3 separate regions of the Homo sapiens genome follow, and all the other regions are linked to region 2. A link is a contact called in ENCODE Hi-C or POLR2A ChIA-PET data. All regions are on one chromosome and are shown on one strand. The core of a region is the stretch at or near the end of the contact, and the rest is flanking DNA. Distances in the headings are between cores, read along the strand shown.

Evidence for each region. A loop is a pair of places that touch in the nucleus more often than their neighbours do. ChIA-PET counts read pairs that join two places held with the same protein, here RNA polymerase II (POLR2A). Pooled maps may share reads with other maps.
Region 1: a pooled map shows a loop between it and region 2 (6-fold over the local background). The contact joins the promoter of SAV1 here to the promoter of PSMC6 in region 2. A Hi-C loop is called at or near these places in 6 of 50 pooled maps. POLR2A ChIA-PET finds 5 or more read pairs at or near these places in 2 of 52 experiments (PC-9 and activated naive CD4-positive, alpha-beta T cell).
Region 3: a map of B cell shows a loop between it and region 2 (13-fold over the local background). The contact joins the promoter of SOCS4 here to the promoter of PSMC6 in region 2. A Hi-C loop is called at or near these places in 2 of 168 maps with a recorded cell type or tissue (B cell and psoas muscle) and 6 of 50 pooled maps.

What each region holds. Positions count from the first base shown.
Region 1 is chr14:50,666,266-50,669,615 of GRCh38, reverse strand. It overlaps SAV1 (salvador family WW domain containing protein 1), which reads left to right and starts at 1,310. Exons shown (of 5, transcript NM_021818.4): 1 at 1,310-1,742. The coding sequence starts at 1,649. RefSeq lists silencers at 1,073-1,642, 1,753-1,882 and an enhancer at 2,243-2,312.
Region 2 is chr14:52,705,384-52,708,640 of GRCh38, reverse strand. It overlaps PSMC6 (proteasome 26S subunit, ATPase 6), which reads right to left and starts at 1,441. Exons shown (of 14, transcript NM_002806.5): 1 at 1,337-1,441; 2 at 253-332; 3 at 119-158. The coding sequence starts at 1,421. RefSeq lists enhancers at 1,081-1,130, 1,151-1,400, 1,701-1,760, 1,781-1,890.
Region 3 is chr14:55,025,201-55,028,733 of GRCh38, reverse strand. It overlaps SOCS4 (suppressor of cytokine signaling 4), which reads right to left and starts at 1,498. Exons shown (of 3, transcript NM_199421.2): 1 at 1,263-1,498. It overlaps WDHD1 (WD repeat and HMG-box DNA binding protein 1), which reads left to right and starts at 1,635. Exons shown (of 26, transcript NM_007086.4): 1 at 1,635-1,706; 2 at 1,931-2,023. The coding sequence starts at 1,947. RefSeq lists enhancers at 759-1,285, 1,286-1,813 and a silencer at 1,608-1,657.

The sequences.
Region 1 (3,350 bases), core at 61-2,560, 2.0 Mb after region 2:
CTCATGAGCCTTCTCTGGTCCCTCTATTACCCTCTCAAAAATTGTGAGTCCTCTCTTATTTTCACTTCATCACTTATCACTATCTAACATAGTATGTTTTGCTTATTTTTTGTCATTTTTTTCTCTTTCCCATGACAGTAGGGATTTTTGTCTGTTTTGCTTATTGCTCTATCACAAACGACTAGCGCAGTGGGTAATGAGTATTTCCTGGTTAATGAATGAATTGTGGGAGATCTGCACCAAGGGAACATATGGAGACAGACACTAGATCAAATGTCTCCTTTGTTTGCTCATGGTAAAACATTTGACCATCTTCTTAATCTTACGTGGTAAAAAATTCCATGTCTTTTGTTAATTGTGATATATGTCTTAGATCTCTTGTGAGATGTTTTAGATCTCAGGGAAAGCATTCCTCATTATTAAAGCATTAATTTGGTCACTAGGGGATGAATCCAATCTTATTTTCCAAATGTTATCCTGTACATTTGGCAGTCTTGCTAAGTTATATAGAAGGAAGTAGAGTCTATTATTTTAGATAGAAAATTCCCGGTCCCGACTCGCAGTGGTCAAAGTCTTCAAAATTCTAAGATCATAACACATAACGTCAGGAGGAAATATGTGGCTATTAATCATACTAATGATAGTGATGATGCAATAAAATAATTGTAATATGCTAACACCAATTGTATCTTAAAAAGAGGTACTGGAAATTCCATCTTGCATTCTTCCGTTTTTTCCTGTTATAGAAAAACGCACTCCCTGATACTCAGTAGAGGATCAACTTATTTCTAGTTAATCAGCATGAACGTTTCCAGCAGAATAGATGCTTTGGTGTAGCACTTGCCTGGGAGTCATGGTTAGCATTCCGCATTTTTTAGAGAGCTGAATTCAGCAGCCTAGGAAACATTAGGAAGAACACCTTCAAACAGGGAACAACGTCTTGGGGGGAAAGAGAGTCACTGCCTCCGCTAGGGATCCCGAGGGGGTACAAAAGCAACAACAATAAAAACTCGTGGAGAGTAGGTTCCACGACATGCGCATGCGACGAACTCCCGCACTCAGCGGGGCAGGTTTCGTCCTTCATCTTCTCAGTCGGCAGGACCTGCTTCTCGCTGAGGATGAGTGAGGACAGCCGCAGCTCGGCGGGGACGGCCCGGTAGCCTAGAGCGCCGGCACCCGAGTCCCGCCGCCGGAGCCGCGCCTGGAGCCGCGGTGGGGGAGGGGCAGCGGCGGCCCGCGCTGCGTCGAGCTTCCCAGAATTCCCAGCGGCCGCGGGGAAAGTTTACGGGATGTAGGCGGCGGCGGCGGTAGTGGTAGCGGTTATTCGGCGGCCCGCGGCGGACCATGGCCCTGGCCCTGGCCCGGCGTCGCTGGGCTTTCCTCACGGCGTCCCCGAGCAGCGTCGCAGAGCGGGCCGACTTCCGGGAAGGAACTGACCAGCGACTGAGCGGCGGCCGGCGCGCTTAGCGCCCTGAACATGCGGCAGTCCCTGCGGGCGACCCCGGGCTCCGGACAGGCGGCGGCGGAGGCGGCGGCTCGGGAGGGAAGGAGGCGGCGGCGCCGGCGGAGGTGGCGGCGGAGACGGCCGGCGCCCGGCGCGGAGCCCTAGGGAGGCAGTTCAGCGCGGCCTCGGGCCTCGTCGAGAAGGATGCTGTCCCGAAAGAAAACCAAAAACGAAGTGTCCAAGCCGGCCGAGGTGCAGGGGAAGTACGTGAAGAAGGAGACGTCGCCTCTGCTTCGGAGTGAGTGTCAGGCGGGGCGTGCCCACACCTGGCCCAGGCGGCCAGGTGCTCCGGGGACCCTGGCGGGGGCGCCGGCGGGTCTCCAGGGCTTCTCCTTCGTCCTTGGTCGCGTGAAATACTGGTTTTGAGATTTTCTTGTGTCTGAAGTGGTATTCGTTGATTGAAAGCCCATAAGAGTAAGAAACTTGGGTTAGTCCCCCCCGCGCCTAACCCCCCCAAGAGCACCCCCTAAAAATAACAGACTTCCTCGCCCCACCAGGCAGAGTTGTTGGTTTTGATTACTGGAAGAGAGAGTAGGAAACATTTAAATTGCTTATCACCTAATGCTATAGGAGTAAAAGTAATTAGACAGGGACACTTTTTACTCTTTTAGATGCGTCGAGATGTGCGTCATGTTTGCAAACATTGCGGGTGTCTCTCGACTGTGCTGCAAGTTGTGCGAACTCTGGGGCAGAATTCCTTAGTCCTGCTGCCGGATGCAGACTTGAGAAGGTGAAAAGCATACCGTCGTTCTTGTAGCCGCCACCCAAAGCCTCATCACTCTTACACAGCAGAGCAGAGAGCCAAAAGCCTTTGTATTTGGCTATATTCGTGAGATTCCAAGAAGGCAACTCAAAATAATTTCTATCGTATTAGAGAACCCCCCCCTCGAAAAGTTTTTTTTTTTAATAGGGTAGATCCCACTCCCAATCCCCACCTCCGGTCCCCCGCTGCTTTTCTTCTTAATGTAAGTATTTGATTTTTGAGTTGAATCTCTTGAATTTTTAATTCTTGTGTGTTCAGGACATTTGTGAGGCATGGAGCTGGTATTTTGGTGCTCTTACTGCGCCCTGGGCCCTTTGCTTAAGTTTCCTTCTTGGAAGCTGGTAGTAACCTTGTGACTTAAGTATTACCTCATATTGTAATTGGGAAAGTTAGGTTTCTAGTATTTGCCCAAGATCACACAGATGGGAGAGCATGTTTTTCCATCATAACCACATTGTCAGCCTTCCAGATTTATGGTGGTACTTGCAATACTTTCAACAAAATATATGTCAGTTGAGTACATCAGTAACTCGAAACTTGATTTTTAAGTTGTTTTTTTTTTTTTTTAACAACTTGATTTTCAGTCACACATGCAGTTAGGTTTCTGGCTGTTTTTAAGTGATAGCTTGCTGTTTGCTGCAAATAAAGTTTATCAGACATTACTTGAAATCGTGAATTATGTTTGTCACACTTTTTATTATACTTTAAGTTCTGGGGTACATGTGTAGAACGTGCAGTTTTGTTAATGTTTGTCACAGTTAAGCAAATAACTTTTGATCTACTTTGTTTTGTTGTCGTTACATCAAGTGTTGAGCCTTATTTATTCAGATATTTGTTTCTGTCCAGTGTTAGTTTCTGAAGCTTATTAATATGAGTGTCTCCAATATTGTTTACTTGATGAATAATAAGAGGGTCTGCATATTCAGGTTTTTGTCTTGTTTTAAAGGTATTTGCTTTCTAACTGGGAATGTCTTAAGCTGTTTTCAAGTTTCGTGTTTAAAAGTACTGTATCCTAAAAGCTGTTGTTCTATTATCTACTATTTTGAATTATAATTACATAGTTTCAGGCTTGGTTTTTTGAGC
Region 2 (3,257 bases), core at 192-2,691:
AGTCTATTCAAAAATACTCTCTCTCTCTGCATTATTGTCATTAAAATAATAAGCATTTCAAAAGTGAGAGAGAGGTGGACTGTTTCTTTACTAATTAATAAGCTAATTCATCACTCACATTTTTCTTCAGTTAACTGTTTAAGCACTTCACCCACGATCTAAGGAAGAAAATAAAAAGCATTACTTTTTGGCAACAGCTAAATAAAAAAGCAAATTACCATCACCCCCTATTCCCCAAACTCCATCACCTACCTGCCCAACACTCTGTAGGGCCTTCAGATCATTTTCAGACTTTTCATACTGCTTGGTAAGTTCTTTTAATTGTTCCCTTACTGAAATAATACAATTTGAACATTTTTAATTGAACAGTAATCTTAGTGTGTTTAAGTCGCTACGTCTCACTTTACTGTTTACGTAAGTCTACTTCACTTTACCTAAGTTTCACATCCACTGTTTCAAACCATAAAAGAAATAATGCTGTTTGTAATGAGTAGGTGGCATGTATAACAACAAAATGTTACAGAGAAAGCACCATACTTTTACTTTGTTGATCGGCAATACTTGTTTAAGCACATCTTAAGTTATAGTCTTAGAAGATATTGACACCCTGACACTTAGGATTTGCGACTACAAATCCGAATGATAATCACTTAGACCCTTCCTCACCTCTTCACCTACCCACGTGGATTGTTCTCTGACATTCTACCCTAAATAAAGTCAACAAATGCAGTTCTCCACAGAATCATGTAATTATGGTCCTCCATTTAATTAAACTACTCATGCTTTTCAATGAAAATGCACTGGAAAAAAAAGTTAAGCACTCAGGAGGTAAGGGAAATTTGTATGCCTGATACAGTACAACACGAAACACAAGACGATATGGGTTATTATGACAACTGGAACACTTCTCTCTTAAGCTCCGCGGCCGTCTTTCGACTCCAAGAACAAGCCGACTCCCTGAGTCTCATCTCTTGTTTGAGCTTACTTGACTCAAGCGCCTTCCCCTCTCCAAGTCCCGGGACTCCACCAAGACTGCCCTTCTTGCACCCTAACCTGGGAAACATCCTCGGCCCACTTCCCCACTCCTCCTCTACTTCTTTTTCATTTTCACCTCAAGGCCGCCGATGTTCTGTCACCCGGGCTGGACTGGGCCATTTCTACACCCGAAGGAGTGCTGCTCCACAAGCTCAGGGCCGGATGACAAAGCGCCTTGTCCCTGGCCCTAGGCCTGGTCATCTCTAAGGCTCGGTTGCCGGGCTCGGCGAAAGGCTTCTGCTTTGTCAGAGGCAGAAGCGAGTCGAGGCACTTGATTAAATGGAAAGAAAGGTGCACTCACACTCCTTAAGACGGCCGTCGATCTCCTTGTGTTCAAGCAACTTCTTGCGGTAGTCCTGAAGCGCCTTATCTCTAGGGTCCGCCATGATGAGAAGCCGTCTCTCATAGGGGATGCCGGGAATGGCCATGGCCGTCCGGGCGGGGGAAGGGGCGGGGCGAGGGGCGAAACCCTGCCTGGAGGGGTGGGTTCGCCCATGAGCCCTCCCCTTCCGGTTGGCCCCGTCTTTCTACTCCACTTCCACCTCTATGTCTCGGTTCACCTAGAGCGCCGGCATACACTGAAAGAGGCCTCCACCTATACCGTTTCTTGCAAGCCGAGATAGGTAAAGCAGGACTCAGTTATCCCGGTCTTCCCCTGAGAGGCCTCAGTATTAAGTCACTGCTGTCCCGGAAGTATAAAAGGCTCTGTAATAAACTGAGATGGAAGTGAAGTAGGAAATGTGTAATACCTCAAAGGAGTTCCGATGGCCTGTCGACACAACACAGATGGCCTTTGTTATAACACAGTACTGTCCAAGACCTCCACGTGCTGGAGAAGTAGACAGTTTTATTCATCCATTCAGTCAGTGAATGAGGTATTAAAGGTAGATCTGCTTATCATTTGATAGGAAATAATAATAAAAAAAACTTCAGAGTTTAACAAATACTGTGAAGGAATTAAAACACGGTGAGAAGTATGGTGGGAAGAATTAATCTAGAACAGATATCTGAGATGAGAAGGAGCCAGCCTTGCAACAACTGAAGAAAACCTAAACAAACAGTGCAAGTCCTGGAGTGGAGTGGGGTGGGGGTTGTGGGTAGAAAGCTTGACTCACTTCCAGGAACAGAAAGGAGGCCAATGAGACCAGTAGGGGGTGGGTTGTAGAGATGTGGGGTACAAGATAAAGATGCTGAAGTAGGCTGAGGCAGGAACTTTGAAGTCTGATAGAACCTTCAGATTTATGTATTTATTTATTTACTTTTGAGATGGAGTCTTGCTCCTGCCGCACAGGCTGGAGCGGTGACGCGATCTCAGCTCACTGCAACCTCCACCTCCCGGGTTCAAGCAATTCTCCTTCCTCAGCCTCCGGAGTAGCTGGCATTACAGGTGTGCGCCACCACAACCGGCTAATTTTTGTATTTTTAGTAGAGACGGGGTTTCGCCATGTTGGCCATGCTGGTCTCGAACTGCTGACTTCAGGTGATCCACCCTCCTCAGCCTCCCAAAGTGCTAGGATTACAGGTGTGAGGCACTGCGCCCGGCCAGATTTTTTTTTTTTTTTTTTTTTTTTTGAGTCTGTGTCTCACTCTGTCACCCAGGCTGCAGTGTAGTGGTGCGATCTTGGCTCACTGCAACCTCTGCCTCCCGGGTTCAAGCGATTGTCGTGCCTCACCCTCCTGAGAAGCTGGGATTACAGGCGCCCGCCACCACGCCCGGCTCATTTTTGTATTTTCAGTAGGAATGGGGTTTCACCATGTTGGCCAGGCTGGTCTCCAACTACTGACCTCAAGTGATCCGCCCGCCTCAGCCTCCCAAAGTGTTGGGATTACAGGCGTGAGCCACGACGCCTGGCCAACTTTCAGATTTTTGTGATTTGGGGAAAATTACATACTCCCTCAATATCTCTGTAAAATGATCATAATAATTGCACTTATCTAATGGGGTTGTCATGAGTATTAAATAGGATAATGTGCCTAAACACAACATCTGCCACATGGCATGTACTCAATAGTGTTCTTTTGAATAGATATTTATTTTAAGGGTAGTAATGACTCCAATTTTTGCATTACAGGTCCTCATTGCTATACCTCTTGCTATCATTGTTCCTGGGGACAATTAATTGTTGTCCAAAAAACATGAGTAAAATTCTCCAAATAGATTCCATTTGGTCTCACCTTATCCAATGGCCATGAATGTTTGAGTTTAAATATATACATCCTAA
Region 3 (3,533 bases), core at 249-2,748, 2.3 Mb before region 2:
TTAACCTATGAATCAAATGGCTTGATTGATAAGAGAAAATGACAGATGTGTGGACATCAATCATAGTCTCATGGGTATTACAGATATTATAGTGAAGGCATTTTGTAGCTATAACTTGTTCCAATTTGCAGATTCTTCTTATGCTGAGCTCTGAATAGTACTAACCAGAAATCTCACCACGCTTTATTCAACATAGAGACGAATATTATGAGAGTTCATCTTGAACTCTATGTACTCTAGCCAATGATATTGTTACTTGAACGAAAAAATTTATAAGCCAGTCTATCCAAAAAACAAATGATCTCCAAAAAAAAAAAATTAGGTCACTCAGAAAGCATCATCTCTGGTACCACTGCTCTTTCGGGAGATCAACAGTGGGTTATTTTTCCACAAATCCCAAGTTGTTTTTAAGCCAATCATTCTTCCTCTTCATTCATATACAAACCTCAGCGTCTAGCAAGGCTATCTGGAGCTCTAGTACTAAAAACAACGCCTCACACAATGCCACCCACGGTAAGAACACGACGGTTTGCCTGTGTGTTTGCAACTTTTCACAATGGAACTAGATTGAAAAAAACAATAGGGAAACCTCTTCAACAGAAAAACGTCTCAGGTAATAAAATAAATGTGATTGATACTGGAAGGTATCACAAAAACGCAGAAAAATTCTCAAAGATAAGTACAAATGAAAGAATATCATTCTGAAGGTTTTCATCACAGGCTGCTGTACCAATATGGAGAATGAAGATACAAGAAAAGCATAAACTTAAACTTAGTGGCCAAGACTTTAGCAGATATTGCATGGATCAAATGTAAGTGCTCAAGGCTACTAAGTTATAACTCTTCTTTTGGTTATAAATATTCACTTCAGTAAACTTTAGGTGGGATCTGAATAGAGAACACAAGTTACTTTCTTCATAACGGATATATAGAGTCGCAAAGAATAAGCATTAATTGAGCATTAATTAATTATACCTTCAGGTACCAAGAGAACCAACCGGAACAGAAATTAAGTCATTCCTTCTTTATCTCTACAGAAGCGACAAGGTGAGGGCACGAAGGATGCCAAGATTAGAGGCTCTAGAAGATCTCGCCTTCTTTTCCAGAGAAGATGCTCAAAGATCTGTCTGCTAACTGGGCCCCAAGAAAGAGACCGGATCCTTTTAGGGATCCGGATATTGTTTCCTGGGAGGAGAGCCTGGAGGGCAGGAACAAGACCCCGGCCTGCGAGGCCAGGCAGCGGCCACCCTTCCCCCACTCACCTCCCGGAGCGCAGCTTAACTGGGGTTGTGCGAGTAACTGCTGCCATCACCATCGCCATCAGTCTGGGCGCTTGCTTAAGTGGAGAGGGGAGGCCCAACCACTCCTGCACCTCGTGTAGGTCTTACAAAGCAGATGCTTTTCTGCCACCCCCAACCCCGCTTCGGCGTTCCGGTCCCAACCCAGCCGTCACGGTCATCGCCTCCGCCGGTTCCCTGGGCGCCGCCACCACTTCCGTGTTCAGCTCCCTCCCTTCCTCCCTGATTTGCCCGGGCAACCGGCTAATTTCCACGCGGAGGGCGCCGCAGCTGACGCCACCACCCGGCGACCTCTGTCGGGACCTGCGCTGGGCGTGGGCGGGTCGGCGCAGGCGCAGTGTGGTGAGCGAGCCGAAGCGCGGGAAGCAGCTCTTGTGGATCCTCAGTGGCGGAGGCTCGGTCACCCGGGTGAGTCCCCACTCCGGCTGCCCGCGTCCACCAAGGAGATGCGTGTTCCCTTTCCGGCTTATTGTCTGACAGACCCTCTGCCTTATCCCGCTGGTGTCACTCGGGTGGGGGAAACCGGGCTGCGGAGAACGGGCCCTAGAGGAGACTAAGCTCTCTTCCTATCCCTAGCCTCGCTGCTTTTCTCTTTTGAAATAATAAGACTGGCTTTTATAAAACATTTTCAGATAGGTAAAGGAAAACATGCCTGCCACACGGAAGCCAATGAGATATGGGCATACAGAGGGACACACGGAGGTCTGTTTTGATGATTCTGGGAGGTAAGGTTCTTTGAGAAACAACGTTTTAGGTGCAAATGTTAAAACATTTATCCTTAAACTTTATATGTGCAGTCAGCTAAAAATGACTCATGCGGATAGAGGAATAATGTTGAAATCTAAAATGGCACACATATTTCTTTAGATTATTGTTTGATTCGGGCCGTCATGGTAGTTGTAGTATATCGACAAAGTTATAATCGTACTTCCAGAGGAGTTGGAAAGATGCGAGCTTCTCTCCATATATTTTCCCCTTCCCTGCATCTTACATTATTAATTTTGTCAGATCACTAGTTACTGCCTACTTGTCAAATTCAGTGGCCTGTTCTGTTTGGAATGATATCCTTCCATGCCTTTAGTGATGCTATTTCCCTTTTTGCTTATTTTTTTTTAACTTTTTGACGGCTTAAAACAATTTTTTCCTCTGATTCCTAAACTATAATATTTTCCTACGGTTATTCTGGTCCCTTTTATCTTTCCAAGTCCCATTCTTACGCACTACTGCTCGATTGCACGGCTTCCACTGTCGCTTCTATGTTGATTGATTCATTGAAAAAATACTTGTGTGTCTCTTTTGCTGGGGACTACAGATAGAATAGAGCGAACCAGACACAGTCTTTTCCTCCTTTGAGCTTAAGGTCTTTTTGGATTGACAGGCATTGAACACAAATTAATCACAAAAATAAATGTGTATTTAGAAACAAGTAATATGTGCAGTGATAAACATGTATGAGGAGAAGCTCATCTAGTTAAAGGAGTCAGGGAAGGCTTCTTTGGACAAGTGTTTCTTGAGACGCCATCTGAAGACGGAGCAGGCATTAAGCAGTATAAAGAGATGAGTGGTGGTGGCGGTGGGGTGGTGATGTTGGCATAGTAAGCAGAGGCAATACTGTGTGTAAAGGCCCAATGGGGCCAGGGATCATGGTATGCTCAAAGAACTGAAGGAAAACTAGCCTTACTAAAATGTGGAGAGTGATGCAGAGTTTAGTGAGAGATGAATCTGTGAAGTTAGGCAATGGATGTCCTATCCAAGACCTTCTGGACTTTATTAAGGAATCTCGTTTTATCCTAAAAGCACTGAGAAGGTATTAAAGGCTTGAAGCAGAGAGATGTGATCAGGTTTGTTTTTGAGAAAATGCATGGAGGATGAATTGGAAAAGGAGCACTCATGGATGCAGAAAGACTGTTAGAAGATACCTGTATTAGTTTGTGTAGGGGCGGGTTGCCCCTCCACACTTGTGGGTGTTTCTCGTAAGGTGGAACGAGAGACTTAGGAAAGAAAAAGACACAGAGACTAAGTATAGAGAAAGAAATAAGGGGACCCGGGGAACCAGCGTTCAGCATATGGAGGATCCCGCCAGCCTCTGAGTTCCCTTAGTATTTATTCATCATTTGTGGGTGTTTCTCGAAGAGGGGGATGTGTCAGGGTCACAAGACAATTGTGGGGAGAGGGTCAGCAGACAAACACGTGAACAAAGGTCTTTGCATCATAGACAATGTAAAGGATTAAGCG